Regions from separate parts of the Mus musculus genome. Here region 1 is linked to region 2. The links are chromatin loops, found by intact Hi-C in ENCODE. Cell type or tissue: left cerebral cortex. All regions are shown on one strand.

What was found. Peaks named below come from ENCODE experiments on the same cell type or tissue, not always from the same donor. Only the 100,000 strongest peaks of a DNase experiment are listed, where the experiment ranks them.
Region 1: it touches region 2 in a loop (6-fold over the local background); 3 of 42 quality-filtered maps call a loop at or near these places.

What each region holds. Positions count from the first base shown.
Region 1 is chr9:43,546,336-43,554,335 of GRCm38, reverse strand. No RefSeq gene overlaps it. Among named protein-coding and RNA genes, the nearest start is that of Gm36855, 29 kb to the right of the region's middle. In left cerebral cortex, CTCF peaks have their summits at 1,355 (motif pointing left) and 4,846 (motif pointing left); DNase peaks (open chromatin) are centred at 5,289, 5,919, 6,380, 7,914 and 1 more place; H3K27ac peaks cover 1,032 bases.
Region 2 is chr9:44,075,112-44,083,111 of GRCm38, reverse strand. Usp2 (ubiquitin specific peptidase 2) reads right to left here. Exons shown (of 13, transcript NM_198092.2): 2 at 6,890-7,746. The coding sequence starts at 7,705. The region is part of intron 1 of Gm39325 (a long non-coding RNA gene); the gene reads left to right. Among named protein-coding and RNA genes, the nearest start is that of Gm39325, 5.9 kb to the left of the region's middle. In left cerebral cortex, CTCF peaks have their summits at 5,982 and 6,184; DNase peaks (open chromatin) are centred at 2,016, 3,567, 3,927, 6,180 and 2 more places; H3K27ac peaks cover 3,942 bases.

The sequences.
Region 1 (8,000 bases), 530 kb after region 2:
TGTGGGGAGTGAGGGTGCCAACAGAAACCCACAACTCTGCCCACATGGTGACAACACCAGGGCTTGGACCCTGTCTGAGCCAGTCCTTGGAGAGGCAAAGCGGGAAGAGAGGCACCGTTATCTCACCCTATGTGGCCCAAATCAGGTCCCAACACTGCCTCTACTGTGGGCATCACTGATCACTGATCCAGTTGTTTCTTTTCTCCCCGCCGTCTCCTGGAGAAATCCCAGCCATCCACGCTGAGCCAGTTCTAATGATACGTGCCAGTAAAGGGTGTAGTGTGGCCCAGAGGACTTGAAATGGCAGGTAATCTCTCACTCAGACTCCCTTCCTATGCTAGCTTTATGGTATTTTCTGGACGTGGCCTTCACAGTGGTGTTCAAAGTCTAGGGAAGTAAGACTTGGCAGAAGGTGAGAGACTACCATCCAGCCCCGGACCTTTCACCCTGTCTTGCAGTCCACACTGGGATGCAGATACCTTGCCATTAGGGGCAGAGGAGAGCAGTTGTTCAATGAACTTTCCTTGGTGTCTCATTAAGGGGCTGAGATGGGGACAATATAATGAATTCCCACCCCCAACACATCCTTTATTGCCCTGCTTCTCCATCCTGCCACAGTGTTAACCTGAGTCTTTGGGCTAAACCCAGCCAGTGGGGGTGCCTTCAGGAGAACTGAAGAGAGAAGAGAGGGGCTGTTTATTTCCCCAATGCCCTGTTTGTCCACAGTTTGAATGGCATAATCCATGTATTGAAGGTTACTGTCCTGTCCAAGAGACCTGTATTTTACAAAGGATCTGGGGACATCTTCTTCCCCTTGCCTTCTCTGCTCAAGATGGTGGCTTTCATAGTCTGCTCTTGTCATTGGACGATCTTTTCTATTCTCCCCAGCCACCTTCCTGGGCATGCCACCTGTGTCTACCAGGACCCTCCCCAGTAGGCACAGTGTCAAGCATAGCTGTAGACTTACCAAGAGAGCAAGATAGGCTCTGCGCCCCCAGTAGCCTTAAGCTCCCAGCCAGGGAGGAGAAGGTGAGGTTGAGAGCTGAGATTCCATCTCTGTACCACTGTAGGCCAGTAAAGAAAGCTTTAAGAAGTCACTTAGAGCCAGGTGGAGTGGCACATGTCGTTAATCTCAGCACTTGAGAGGCAGAGCTAGGTGGAGTTTGAAGTCAGCCTGGTCCTCATAATGAGTTCCAGGAAACCCATGGCTACGTAGAAAGACAAAAAATAAAATAGAATAAAATAAAATAAAATAAGAAAGGAAAAGAAAAGAAAAGAAAGCCCTTTACAAAAAGACAATGTTGTCACTACATTGTGGCTCAGATCAGTCTTTAATTAAAATTCTGTAACACTAAAGATTGACCTCTGGTGGTCTCTACATGCAATGACATACAGCATACAGCATATGCCATTGCATGTATGTGCAAGTGTATGTGCATGGGGATGGGGAGAGAGGGAGAGGGAGAGGGAGAGGGAGAGGGAGAGGGAGAGGGAGAGGGAGAGGGAGAGGGAGAGGGAGAGGGAGAGGGAGAGGGAGAGGGAGAGGGAGAGGGAGAGGGAGAGGGAGGGAGAGACCCAGAGCTAACTGTGGTTTGGGGAGCCCCAGCATATCTTGAACACTGGAAGGACTGTTAGAGGTTGACTGTAATTGAATTGCCTCCAAAGATTCCATCATTGCCTGAGAATCATCCCAGGCAGACCATGTGGATTGCTCTAGAATTGACTACGTGGGAGTTGTGAGAGGCGGTAGGGAGCCATTGTCCTATCAGGAACCTGTGTGATGGAGGTTCCCCAGGTAACTTCTCTAAGAGCACACAAAATCCCTCTGTAAGCTGTATTTAGGCATCTCCCTGGCTATTTGATAGCCACAGAGAACTATCAGAAGTTTGAACTCAGCTAAAGCTCTTCTTTCTCCTGTCAGCCCCCAGAGTAGCAAGGCAAAGAGGCACAGCAGAAGGAAAGATAGAAGGAAAGGTAGAGGAGGCTAGCCCCTTCCTGCTGCAGGGCCTCTGGCTCTGGGTCTGAGGCAGGCTGGGGGCTGGGAGACTCTTCTCATTAGGCAAGAGGAATGAGTTCTGTCCTAGGTTGAGCTTGCTTTCTTTTGTAAATGACACACGGTAATTGTACATATTTATGGGTGGTATGATATTTCAATACATGTGTACCACTTGTAATGATCAGATCCTAGTAATTGGCAGATCCATCACTTCAGACATTTATTGTTTCTCTGCGATGAAAACATTCACAATCCTCTCTACTAGATACTTGGAAATATTCAATTAGTAGCCAACTCCAGCCATCTGACTGTGACATAGAACGCCAGGAGTTATTCTTCCTATCCGGTTGCACCTGTGAACACCCCCACCCCCACCCCACCCCTTGCTCGCTCCCTCTTTCCGGTCTGGAAACCATTTCCATGCCTATGAGTCGAACTCTTTTAGTTTCACATATAAGTGAGGATATGCTGCATGTATCTGGAACCGGACTTGTAATAACTGGAAGGGCAAACCCGGACAACACCAGACTGATTGAAAGGTTGGAGGGTCTTCATCCCGCCAGTGGAGGTGAGGAGGCCACCGTGGAGACCAGGTGTGAGTAGTGGACGAAATAAGGAGAGGGAAGGCTGTTTCCTCATTTCACCCGGGCTGAGCCAGGGAGTTAATGCATTGGCTTTGGATCCAGTTAAGTTCTTGGAACTCTGCAGGTCTGCAGATAAAGTAGAAATATAAAAGCAAAATAATATACTGCATAAAAACAAGTAGAACGGGTCACAGTGACACCAACAGAGAAACACAATGCTGGATGGAAATGGACGGATCACAACCTGTCCCCTGAGCCGTGCGTGTGGGACTCCCAGCCTTTTCTGAGCAGGGGCTGTGTTAGCACTCCCGGAAAATGTTCGTCTCAGACAGAGATACAAAGCGGAAGAGGGTCCAGCTCTTGCTCGTAGTCTGTCATATCCTGCTCATTATGATCCCCTCAGTGGTCAGCTCCTTAGAGCAGAATCCACAGAAGATCATCTTGTAGACATTTCCTGAGGATTAACAGTAGGGCATGCTCCACATTGGCCACTGGGAGACCCAACATATCCCAAGTCACATAGTTTTGAGACCCTGTTGGACTCATGGCAGTCTAGCAGTAAAAAAACAAAATTTAGAGTTGGGAAAATGGTTCTGTGAGTCAAGTGCTCAGTGTACAAGCATAAGGCTGGGAGTTTAAGCCCCAGGACCCACGTGCACGCCAGGCATGGTGGTGAGTACCCGCAACCCCAGATCTGGGAAGCAGAAACAAGCAGATTCCAAGGGTGAAATGATGAGCTCTAGGCTCAGTGAAAAGCCAATTTCAAACACTAAGTGGAAAAAGAAAGTGAAGAAGAGCTTGGGTGGCAACCTTAGGCCCCCATACCTGCCCACATGGGCTTGCATACCCACGAGGTAGGATCTTATGGGAGACATGGCATCTACTGAATCCTTGCTTGGCCAGGACTGGCTTTACTGTACCTCTTTGAGATTTATTTTCTGAACATCTGCAAAAGCCCTACTGTGTGCTGGATATGGACGAATGTAGCAAGGTGTAAAATCCCATGCTCAGCTTTGATCGGCATGGGGGGTGGATTTGACCTGCTCTCTTCCCAACCTGGGCCAGTTCACCTCTCTTTGGACAACCTGGTGCTTCCCATGTCGACATCTCATGCTTATCTTTGAAGGATTTGATACATAGAGCTAAAGTTGAACCAACTAGCCACTGGGAACAGTCACAGAGAAGGCAGAGGCAGTGGAGGCCTGTGCATGGTGGTAGGTTGGTCCAAGGTTGGTAAGCTATGCTTACCATGGGAAGTGCTCAAGTAGAGAAGGCTAACTCTCCAGGCCAAAGGAGCAGCTAGAAGCAATACAAGGGTCCTGCCTGGAAACAATCAGTACCATGAGCCTGGCTGTGGTCAGGGGTCTGCACAGAGCGATAGGTCATGGACCATCTTACTAGCAAATGCCTCAAAGCTTAGACATCATTCTTTAGGGAAGTAGTGAAAGGTTTTAACTGGGGGCATACTGTCAGTAAATCTGCATTTGGGCAAGGTACACTCAGAGGATGGGTAGACCATGGGTTGTCAGGGAGCACAGGAAGTGGGAAGACCACCAGGACTCTTCAACAGGCCTTAATGTCGCATTGGGATACGGAGGTGAAGCTCAGAAGTTCCTAGAGGAGCATTGAACAGGATGGACAGATGGGCCGGGGGCAAGGGCTCAGAGGGGGAGGCATAAGGCTAGCCCTCGGGACTCCAGCTTGAGAGGAGTGGCTGGTGGAGAGCTGAGGAACCCCACTTTAGCTGGCTCAGGTTTGAACCCCTTCTGCCCAGGATCTGATTCCCAACATAGTTATGCAGGCCAGCATGCTCCTGCACTCAGAGCTATCCAGGCTAACGTCCCTACAACCATGGTGAGGACTGGTCCACCACACTAAGACTCACGTAAGTCTCCTACTCAGCTCAACTTCCACCAGCAGGCCTGGAAGCTGCAACGGAGTTTCAAGAAAACCTCATTTTCCTCTTGGAAAGCAGCCTTTGCAAACAGAGCAGTGCTTAACGGAGAAGATATTTAGATCTGTGTATCACTTGTAAGGTGCGTAGCTCCCCGTGGTGACATTTTAATGGCCAGGGGCATGGGGAGGAAGGTAAATATTCTTTACCTTTGTTGCAGCCCGGGAATTCTCCTCATTTGTCAGCTATGATTAGCTGCTACCCTTCTGGTCCCATTGTTATTCAGGTCCCTGCTTGTCACAGTCACACCCCTTCGGATGCTCATGTCTTGCTTTCTCTCCAGCTCTCTCTCCCTCTGGTGGCACCCTGACTGGCTAGTAATTTATGTATGACAATATGAGACTAATTCGGTTATTATGTCAAAGGGAAATTGAATCTGGGGTTTTAGTGCCGCATCTGGGAGAAATCTTCCAATGAATCTAGAGTGGAGAAAAAAAGCCTCAGACTTCGATTCATCCGCTTGTCACCCTGTCGGCAAGATTAAGTCATTATAGAGGGCTAAGCTGGGCCAGAAATGGGACTGTAGAGGAAGGAGATAAAGGGAATGAGAAAGGGATGGGAGCAGGAACAGAGGGAAGAGAACCAGGGCAAGACTGGATCCGTGATGGGGAGCCTGGCAGGATGAAGGGCTCTGTGCCACTCTGCTCCTGGGACTCTCATGTTTATCCACAAGGCGGTCTGAGCAGTGTGACAGCTAAGGGACAGATGGACAGGGAGGAAGTTCAGTGGGAGGACATTTATGCAAACAGTAGCATGTCTCTGCTCCTGGGTGTCTTAAACACTGTGTGAGTTAAATCTGGCTTCCCAGTCCAACGTGGGATTGGAGGATTCTGTTGGCTGCCAAGTGAAACCGTGATATCTTTTCTTGGTAACTGGGCTTGGGCAAGGGGCTCTCAGGCTTCATACAGCAGCTGTGCTTAGGGTCATAAAGTCTGGAAAAGTCCTGGTGTAGGAGGAAACACCCTAATCTAAAAATTACCGCTGGCATTTACTCTGGTCAGGAAAGATGAGAGGGATTGCCTAAGTTGGTAGGAATGGAATAGGAGAGGACTTGACTCTCACGGTCTCTTAAAATATTTTATTAGACTGTTCTTTCCTTCAAGACACCCCAAATCTGCTTAATATGCCCAGTTCTTAATCGGACGAATCAATGATAGTTGTGTTCCATCCTCCTGCTCTGTGAAACAGGCTTCCTTCCCCCACCCCCTTATCCTCACAGGTCTCTCATTCTTGACACACACATTCTCCAAGACCCTTTCTTATCTGTGGGACCTTCCTTCCCCACAGGAAAGGCAGTGGGGGTTGGCAAGAGCGTTGCTGCATTTCTACCAAGACTTGGAGCTGCCCTATTAGTTTCTTTTTGGTCATTTTGGTGCCTGGCTTTGAGTGTTTTTCTGAACCCCAGTTTTTGCTTCTCATAAACTAGGACCACCCACTCACATGGGGAAACTGAATCGCATGGTTACCATAACTACAAGTTTCCCTTCCAGCCACAGGGGCATCATTCTTGCTTCCAAGAAACCATTAGCCGAGATCCTTCCTGCCCTGTGAGAAGATGATGAGGGTCATTTTGGCCATGCCCCTGCATCCAGGCAATATTCCAAGCACAGGAACAGAACAGGAACGAATTGAGCCTCTCTCTACCAATTTTCCTCCTCTTTCCTGGTTTCCCACAAAAAAATGAAACAACAACAACAACAACAAAAAAACTTCTTCTTCTTCTTTTTTTTTTTTTTTTTTTTTTTTTTAGAAAAAGGAGGACGTTCAAATGGGAACGAAAGAGTTCAAAATAACCCTCGGTTCTTAAATCACGTCAATTTGATTGTTTCTTCCAACACCCACACATCAGCTTTGACCAGACATCCACCTACCAGTACTTATGCAAAGATACTGGCAGCTGATGATAATCCAAGCAGCAGCATCTCAGCTCTCCAAGTGGCTTTGTTACCAACCCCTCTCTGCTCCTTGTGTCCCTGGAGTTGGCTCCTGTTTGAGGAGGGTCCTAATGCCCTCAGAAGGGGCATCAGCTGCTACCGCTCAGCACCTTCACCCCCCCTTACAAGCAAGACAGTGCACACATCTGTCCCACACCCCACCACAGCGGTTAATATTGTGGTGGTTTTGCTCATTTTGGATTGCGTCATCTCAAGGGTGATTATTAATAGATATTCAGAGTCCTGGGTCAGTGATGATAGACAGAGGATCTGGAAAAAGCCAAAGAACAGGGAGCCTTGCTAAGGGGAAGAGAAGGCATCTGTGTGAAGTCTAGGTACACTGTGCTGTACTAATGGTGGGGAAGAAAGTCACAACAGGAGAGAGACCTGCTCTGCAGGCTGCCAGCAGAGTGGACATGGCCAAGCCCCTGAAGAACAACTGACAACCTGCAGGGTTGTGAGGTAAGGAATTGCCTCACCTAATTCAGGTAAGCTGTGGGTTGCCAACTCGCCAAGGGAAAATAGGCCCCAGAAACCCTGCTGATTACAGTCACAACATTTGTTCCCAGGCACTGTGGGATCCCCACGTTATCAGGGTCATTATCAGGGGTCATTTCATTCATCCACCTGCCTCTGAGCACAGTTGCAGATAAAGAAGTCTGAAGAGCCAGTTTCAAGGGACAAGTGCTCTTTCTTCTAGAGTTCTCTGCACAAGAACAAGGACCATTTCCTACAGTCAAATGCTACAGTGCTGGCAGCCCCGGCCCCAGCCCCTGCTCTGGAAACCCTCCCTAGAGTGTCGTCCTGCAGATTAACCAGAAGAGCCCGGTCAGGTGGTCTGAACAGACAGGATGGTGATGCTTAGTGAGGGACCTCATGATGGCTCCTTCTCCTCACTTGGGCTGCTCACTGGCTCTGCTCCCAGGATGTCCCACAGGAAGACTCTAACCAGCTCTCAGCCACTTGTCAGTGTAGGGCCCCTGAGCCCTCAAAGCTCCTTGAAAGGGTCACTCAGGCTGCTTACTCCAAGACAAAGAGGCCACTTATGGGTCTTACAGACCAACCACTGGCTTGGGGGACAAATCCAGTATCTCTTGTCACCTGTCCCTGCAGTGGTCCAAGAGTCTCCACTTCACATACCTACTCCTAGCGGCAGTTTTGCAGGAGGCCAGGGGAACAGAACTGAGTTCACCAGGCAGGAAGAGAAGAAAGTGACCAAAAAAAAAAAAAAAATCATTAGGAAAGGCCCTTGGGGAATATTAGGCAAAGGCACCCAGGGCAGATGAAGAACAACCCTGCATTTAGAACCCAAGACTACTGAGCTGTGCTGTTGCCTTCTAGAGTCTGGGATAGTGTGGCTGGGGTAAGGAAGGGCCCGGAGGTAAAATGAAAGCTGAAGACGGAGGAGGGTGACATAGGGGAGAGGCAAGGTGCCAGACAATCTATTTCAGAGCAGGACTGATGCCCAGGAAGAAGAGACACCCAAATAAACTGAGACTCAAATTAGGGATGGATTGCATTAGGATCTGTTG
Region 2 (8,000 bases):
TTTCACCCAGCACTCAGGAGGCAGAGGCAGGTGGATCTCTGAATACAAGGGCAGCCTGGTCTAAAGATAGAGTTTCAGGACAGCCAGAGCTACACAGAGAAATTCTGTCCTGAAAAACCAACCAACCAACCAACCAACTGAAAACAAAAACAAAAGAGAAAGAAAGGAAACAGATCTAGCTGAGCATGTTGCCCTGTAATCCTAGCATTCAGAAGGCTGAGGCAGGAGGATTGCTAGTTTGAGGATAGCCTGGACTGCATAGTAAGAGCCTGTCTGTCCTCTTTCCTCCGACAGTGTAGCAGCTGACTGGTGCTCAAATTCCTGTAAATAACCCCTATCTGTGTTCCCGTAAGCAGCTCTAAGGAAACTCAGGGTCCCTAAAAGGGGGTGGGGATAGAAGAGGGATTGCTTGGTAAAAGGAAGTGGAGCAGCAGAAGTGAGAGCTGGATGAAAGGAGGGGACCTGGGGAAGTATGATCAAAATACATTAGATGCATGTATGAGGATGTCATAGTGAATCCATTGTTGTGTATAATTACATGTTAACAGAAAACATTAAGGAAACGACACATGAGGGCTGGTTAGATGGCGCATCTGGTATAGGTGACTGCCACCAAGCCTAACGATCTGAGTTGGAACCCTCCGTTGCACTGGTGGAAGGAGAGAGATGAATTTGGCAAGCTTTTTGCCATGTGCCAAGGGCAAGGGTGTGCCCACACACAATAAGTAAATGAATGTAATAAAGACACGCATGCAAGATGCAGTTCAGTTGGTAGAGTGTTTGCCTAGCATGCACAAAGCCCTAGATTCAGTCCCCAGCATCACATAAACATATATATACACACACACACACACATACATATATATTCCCATGAGATGAGAAGCTCAAAGTCATCCGTAGCTATATGGCTGTATAAGGCTAGCCCAGGTCAAGGCCACACATACAAACACACACCATTAAGGCCCTTGAATGACCAAGCAGCACTGGACTATGGGCTTTATATATGCTATGCTGGTTAATTTCCATCAAGCACACCGTGAAGCTTTAACTATTACTTCTCGTTGATAGGTGAGGGACTTTATGTGCCAGAGGGGCTTGTGTTCAGTCAGGACCTCAAAACTAATAAATGACTGTGTAGGGCACTGAACCCAGACTTGTCTTAGAGACAAACTCACACTTTTAAAACAGGTACTAAGAAATTCTAGGGTGTTCCTCCTGTTTTTCTGTCTACTTGTAAATTCTATTCAAAACTCGAGTTTTGCCAGATGTGGTGAGGCACACTTATAGTCACAGCATTTGAGAGGCAGAGGCAGGACGTCTGTAAAAGCCAGGCTGGGTTACATAAGACCCTGTCTTAAAAAACACGTAAGTCAGTTCCCCGAGCAGATGGAAGCCCCCGGGCTTGATCTGTTGGGCCATAAAAGCCAGACCAACCCAACTTCTGCTTGGGGTTTTTTTTTGGGGGGGGGATGGTTCAATGGAAGAGTTAGGCCTTGAACTTAACCCCCCAGAGCTACAACAAACAAAACAGCAACTCTAAGCCTTCTATAAAGCCTTCCCTAATTAATTCCACCCAGTTCTAAACACCCATTACTTCATCCACTCAGCTTGCACACTGTTAATTCATTCGAATATGTTTATCTTTGTTTTATAGCTGTAAAACTTGCAAACGGTCTCAGATGCTGTGTGGCTTGTCTTGGTTGCTCCAGCACCTGGGATCATCCTCTAGGGCAGGGCTGGAGGTTCCTTAACGAGGGAGGTCTTAATGAAGAGGGCCAGACTGAGCTCTGCTGAGAATCCTGCATGTTGCAGTTGATCTTAAGGGGAAGGGGTGTGTCTGGTTTTACATGTTGAGCAAGTGTGCTGTGGGTGGGGTGCTGTCCAAGAGATGCTCACCCACTGTAGCATGGCCTCTGTCCCCATGACTTAGACTTAATGACATGTGCACTCCCATCTTGGTGCTGTGCCAGCATGCTCTCCCTCTTTCCTGGGATGCAGGAGGTTGCCGGGGAGGTGTGGGTGTTTCTGGTAGCGGGGAGGGACAGATGGGGAAAGCTGTTGCCTGGATGTATTTTGAGAAATCTAGGGTGAGTTAAACAGCGTCCAGTCTTGTCCAGCATGTCCGACTGCTGCTAAATGCAGCCGAGGAAGATCTCTGGCTTATTCCTCAACTCACCAAATTCCTGTGAGACCCTTTCTTCTCAGAGCCATTTCCTAAAGTGGACTCAGTTTTACTGAGATAGTCCTCTGGGGTCTGAATCTGGTTGAGGCTCTATGACTTAAGTCTGAAATCTACAGAGCCATGTTGGGCTATGTTGAGTCTTGCAGCCCAAAGCTACCGTTTCTCTGAGCTATTTCCTGCCTCTGGTGTAGGACAGGTCATTTTCTTTACCTCAGTCAGGGTTCTCCCTACAAGGACTAGGACTGAAACTATCCTGCTGTTCTCAGACCCCAATGGGTGGCTTTGTCCAGGGTCTGGTGACGATGCTCAGGCTCTGGAAGATGTCTCAAGGCCAGTGGCCCAGATCCTAGCAAGCGTCTCTCTGCTGGCAAGACTGAGGCCTGAGAAGGCAGGGGCTCTGAGTTTTCAGGAAGGTTTTGTGGGCTTCCAGCCCATCGTGTACTTTATGGAGGAGAGTCAGTTTACCCTTCCCATCAGCGGTAGGAAACTATTTCCTTGTAGGAATTAGACCCCCACGGGTCAAATGTTCTGTGCTCTTTCAAGCCCCAGGAAATCTGGTCTGAACCAGCCATATTCAAGAAGCCCACACACTTCCTTCTATTGCTTATGGCTCTGTCTCGGGTGCTAGTTTTATGTATTCACTGAGGTAAGAGGGGGCAAGGGACCACGTGGGCAGCTCTGAGCTCTGAACATGATGTTTGTTTCTGAGGCTGATGGTCAGTGGGGCGGGTCCCCCAGGGGCAGGGAACATTTTGCTAGGCTTGGATTAACTTGTGTTGCTTCGCCCCACCCCAGCACCATATTAACTTAAAATGACATCCTGGAGTGTGTGGTGTGTGTGTGTGTGTGTGAGGGGTGTGGGGGTGGCTGAAGGGAAGACAGGATGGATGGAGGGGTTCAGGACATCAACTGAGAAATGGAGCTGGAGAGTAATGACAAGGACGGCTGCCAGGTCACTGCCCACAGCGAGTCTTCCCGGGACAGAGACATTAGCACTACAGAGAGTCTAACAACCATGCCCAAACCCTCTGCTCTTCCTCCTCAGGAGCTAGGGCTTGTTCTGGTCCTGGGGATTCTCACGAGTGTCTTTAGTACAGACTGAGACCTTCAGAAAGTATGGCCTCCTGGGAGCAGTTGAGGAGGTGGCTGGGGTGGGCCAGGTAAAGATGGGCTCCAGGGTCTCAGGTTGCCAATCTGGACAAATAAGACAGAAGAGGGGCAGTCCAGTGTGGCTTGAGTCAACAGAGTGAGAAGGCAGGGGGACAGGAGAGGAAGGTCCGCTTTTTGGTTCTCAGGCAGTCTCTGCCATCCTCCACTTGTTCAAGTCCAGAGTCCCACCCGAGAGGAGGATCACGTGACCCTGGCTTTATATAATCTCCCTGTCACTGAACAGCTGGAACCCAAGGCTTCAGAACATGAGTCAGCAACCCCAGTGACAGACAGGACCCAGAGACTCAGATTCCATCACTCAGAAGCAGTTCCCCGAGCAGAGAGGAAGGGGCACATAAGATTGTGTGTGCGAACGCCAGGGAACAGCCTAGGTCGGACGTGGGGGGGGGGGAGGGGGGGAGAAGGGGGGACACGACTCAGTCCCTGCCTCTGTGTGGAAGAGGCAGGTTCCTAGCCTGCTGACTATGCTTGGAAGGGCCCTGGGCCAACCCGTGGCTCTTCTTGGGGAGAGGAGGTGAGGCCTGGGAGGGGCAAGTGCGCGGCCTGAGGCCAGCAGGCATCGTGCCAGGGCTGGCCACAGAGCAGCTGGGGGGGTGGATCATAGGAGGATTAGGAGGGATTGTAGGGTTAAAGCACAGGCCTGGCAGTGCTCAGTGGGAACAGCTTGTCCTTCCATAGGCCCCAGGAACAGAAGAGGTGGGGCGAGGGGGAACTGACGGGTTGGTGCTCTCTGGCTCTCTGGCTCTAGGCGCTCTGCAGGGCTGAGCCACCTGGGCTGGCTTGCAAATCCTCCCTAGAAGAGCAAAACACCTTGGTGGCTCCTGGCTCATCGCCCTGCATTTTCAGGGAAAGTGGGGCCTCAGGGGGTTGACCCTCAGAGCCCCAGGGCCGAGTTGCACCTTCACCGACTTCATGCCGGTGGTGCCTCCATTACACATGCTCAATGGAGCCTGTGAAGCTCCAAGCTCAGGTTGGCCGTTACTGTCTTATTGGCTGGAGATGCCTCCACCTTCATTACTTGGTTTGAGCCTTGTGGCAGTCCTGTGAGGAGGGCAGGGCAGGTGCCATCGTTCACTTTATAGAGGAGGAAATCCGTCCGAGCTGATAGGTATCCAAGGTTAAAAGGTAAGACTGTGCCTCTCAGAGGTCACGGGCAGTCTGTCTCGGCCTCAGGTGACCTCTCCCTTCCCTACCTCGGAAGACACACACACCCAGGCCTGCCTCCTGGTGTAACCAAGTAGGCATGGATTTCCTGAAGTGAACTCAAGGCAGAGGCTGGCCTGCACCTCTCTCGTCTCCTAAAGCCAGGAGCAAAGATGACCGACCTTTACTGAGTCCCTACTATGTGTCAGGCTCTTTCACAGTAATTTATGAAGTAGAAACTATGAGTGCTTTCATTTTACAGAAGAGCAAACAGACTTAGGAGTTAAGGAAACTGCCCGAGAAAGCCAGGTGAATGGCACAGAGTTCTCAGTTCCCCAGAGGTGTGCATGGTACAGAGTTCAGAGCTAGAAAACAGCACTGTGAGAAGAAGCCACACTTTTTTTTTTAAAGAAGCCATCCTGGGAGAACAGAACTTATGGAGAAGCTTGTGATGGGGCAGATTTCAAGGCACCCAAAAAGTTGCTCTCACTTCCTTAGGATACAATCAACCCCTGGAAGCGAGCATAAGAGGGCCAAGGTGAAGTGATGGTCTCGGGGCAGTGAGACCGTAGAGGTCTCTCCTGGTTGGTGGTACTGTACTGAGCAGAGCTCAGGATGAAATGCTAGCTTGGCTTTAGGGCACTCCTGACCACCTAACAGTTCTGTGCCTTGCTTCTAGGCCAGAGGGATGCAGGTTCTGGCGACTGAGTTTGCTCAGGGTATTTGCTACCTCGTTGAGATCCTTTCTGAAAACAACTCTCTCCGGCCCTGGGCTGGGGTAGGGCCAGGTGTCCCCAGGAGAAATGAAGGGAAAGGGGACAGCAGACTTCAGGAAGAGCAGTAAGTAGCTGGCTGTGAGGAAGATGACAGATAACAGCAGCTGCTGGGAGTCTGGAGTGTATTGCAGCCTTTGGCCCAGACAACCTGAAAAGCCTGTAACAGGCAGATCTTAAGGCACTGCCCTGAGAGCGTTTGCTCCAGAGGGTCTGGGGGACTGTTAAGCCCATAGGTGATTCTACTGCCACCGAATGCCTGCGGACCCCACAGAGAAGCATGCGTGTACAAGAAGACTTCCTTTCTTCCGAGCAAAGGAAGAGCCGGCAGAGGCTCCCTCCACTGAGAGGAGCCTTTTCATTGCCCATCACCTCTATGAACAACTCTGGACGTGTCGAGAATGGACCCTACAGCGTCCTGTGCCTGTAGCCAACCCTGATGGCTAGAGTCTGAATGTCCTGTGAGACACAGCTTTTGTATCTTCCATGGTACTTCCCAGGTGGCCCAAAACAGTTCAAGTGATACTATCAAAGTTGTCCCAAGGCCCTTTGTCATGACACACTTTAGCCTATGACCCAGCTATGATCCCTAGTCCTGAACAAGCTCTCTAAAGCACTATTTCATGCTATGGCATAGCTTGCTTGCCTTTACAAAAGACATATGCTCTATAAGGAGGGGTACATAAGGAAACAGAGAACACAGCATCCAATCCTCTTACCCACACGCTTGTCTACCTATGTGTTCTTCTGCCCATCAATCCACCACCCCACCCCCACCCCAGTCTAATCACCCATCCATCCATCCATGCAATCAGCAGGTCAGCTGAGCCCCGAGTTGCCAGAGGCACAGGGGAAGGAGTAGAGATACAATCACTTTAAATCTCCAAGAGCTCGCCACCTATTGGACACACGGATAACTACAGGAGAGGAGAGGAGTCACTGCCCCAGGGAGGCGTGTTCAGGGATTAGATGTGAGGGAGACCATGCCAGCCCTTGGTTAATCTCCAACAGAGCCTCTCCCCTCATTCCAGCCCAGGCAAGCTGGAGCACTGAGGTATTAGATCATCTCTATCTCTGGACAAAAGACTCTACACTATTTTCTCCAAAGATACAAACCTATTCTCCAGATACCCTGAACTTAAGCTGCCGGCATCAGGGGAAGAGTCCTGCTACTCCTAATATCTCATGCCTGGACAGGAAGAGAACCATCCAGAGCAGGGATCGGGGTGGGAGGATGGCTCTCTCTCCACAGGTAACATGGTGATCACACTTCTACTGTGGCATCCAGCCCTGGATGGACCAGAGCCCACAGGGGAAGACCCTGACATTTTGGATGGGAGATCAGAGAATGAGAAGAACAGCAGACAGGGGGGGCTGAACCTCCTAGAGCACCTTTGGATCATTCCCACGTGTGTAGGTCTCTGAAGCACGGGCCAGCCCCTTCCCCATGGCTCTGAGCCATGGAGCCACCAAGTCATGCTTTGATCATCGTGGAAGATGATCTCTGCTGCTTGTCCGCCACCAATCGTCAGTCAGGTTGGGAGTTCTGTTCCTAGCCTGGCTCTTTGTAACACGGGGCTGTCTCCCCAGTCCCTCACTGGATCCCCAAGAGTAAACTCACCATGGTGTCTCGCCCTGGAGAACTGGAGCGGCTGGGCCCAGAGGCCTGGCCCTTGCTCTTCTCCCACAGTGTGTAACGGCCACTTGGTCGGTAGGTGGGACTGAGGACTTCAGGGACTCGGGAGGGAGGAGGGGCTTGCGTGAGCACCTGTGGTGCACTGCCCTTTCGACCATAGTTCTCCAGATAGTCTGTTAGGTACTCAGAACGGCTGGCTGCTTGGTAGAGGCCCTGCAGGGCACAGAGCTCCTTACGCGTGCGGGCCAGCATGGGGCTGCGACCCAGGTTTCCAGGGTCTATCCTAAAGCCCTCTGAGGTCCGGTAGCCATCTGAAGTCCGGTAGCCATCTGAAGTCCGGAGGCTGGAGAAATCCCGGGCCAGGTCTGATTGGCTGTTCGATTTCTTCTGGCTCAGGGTCACCCCCTGGTCTCTGGCATTCATGGGCAGGTAGCTGAGGGAGTTGCTGGAAACTCCATAAGAAAATCCACTGCCTCCGTTGAGTCCACTGCCCGAGGGCCTTTCATTGCCACGGGTCTGGCTCTCTGACCGCTTACTACTCCCAATGATGTCAGATCTCAGCAGGGGGCGGCCCCTGTCACAGTCCAGAATGGAGGAGGGGCCGTAGGTGCGGGGCCGTGGGAGGAAGCTGGTGGGGGAGACCGGCTTGAAACCAAGTTTTTCCTTCTCCAGGAAGGAGGCGGCCAGGTTGGCCCCATAGGAAGAAGGGGTGTAGGTGCCATAGCCCGGTTTGGCATAGGGGGCATCTGTGTAGCGGGACGATTCTGTATAGCGCTTCAGGGTGGAGGAGAGCTGGGACATCCTTCAGGGTGGTACTCAGTGGGTACTGGGAGCCTCATGGGCTGAAAGACAAGGAAAGCAGCTGTCAAGGGCTCTGCGAAGCACCAGGCCCATCCTGTGCTCATTCTTTATGCCAGCTGGGCCAGGACCTTAGGGCTCAACAGGGACCACTTGGGGCCTGCCTATAATAGGCTGGCTAGCTCCAGAGAAACACACATGCAAACAGGTATGTATATGGGTGGGTGTACCCATGTACCCACAAGAACAACCAGCAAAAGGCACAGCCTCTCCACTTCCCCAGCCCTCTACATCAGAG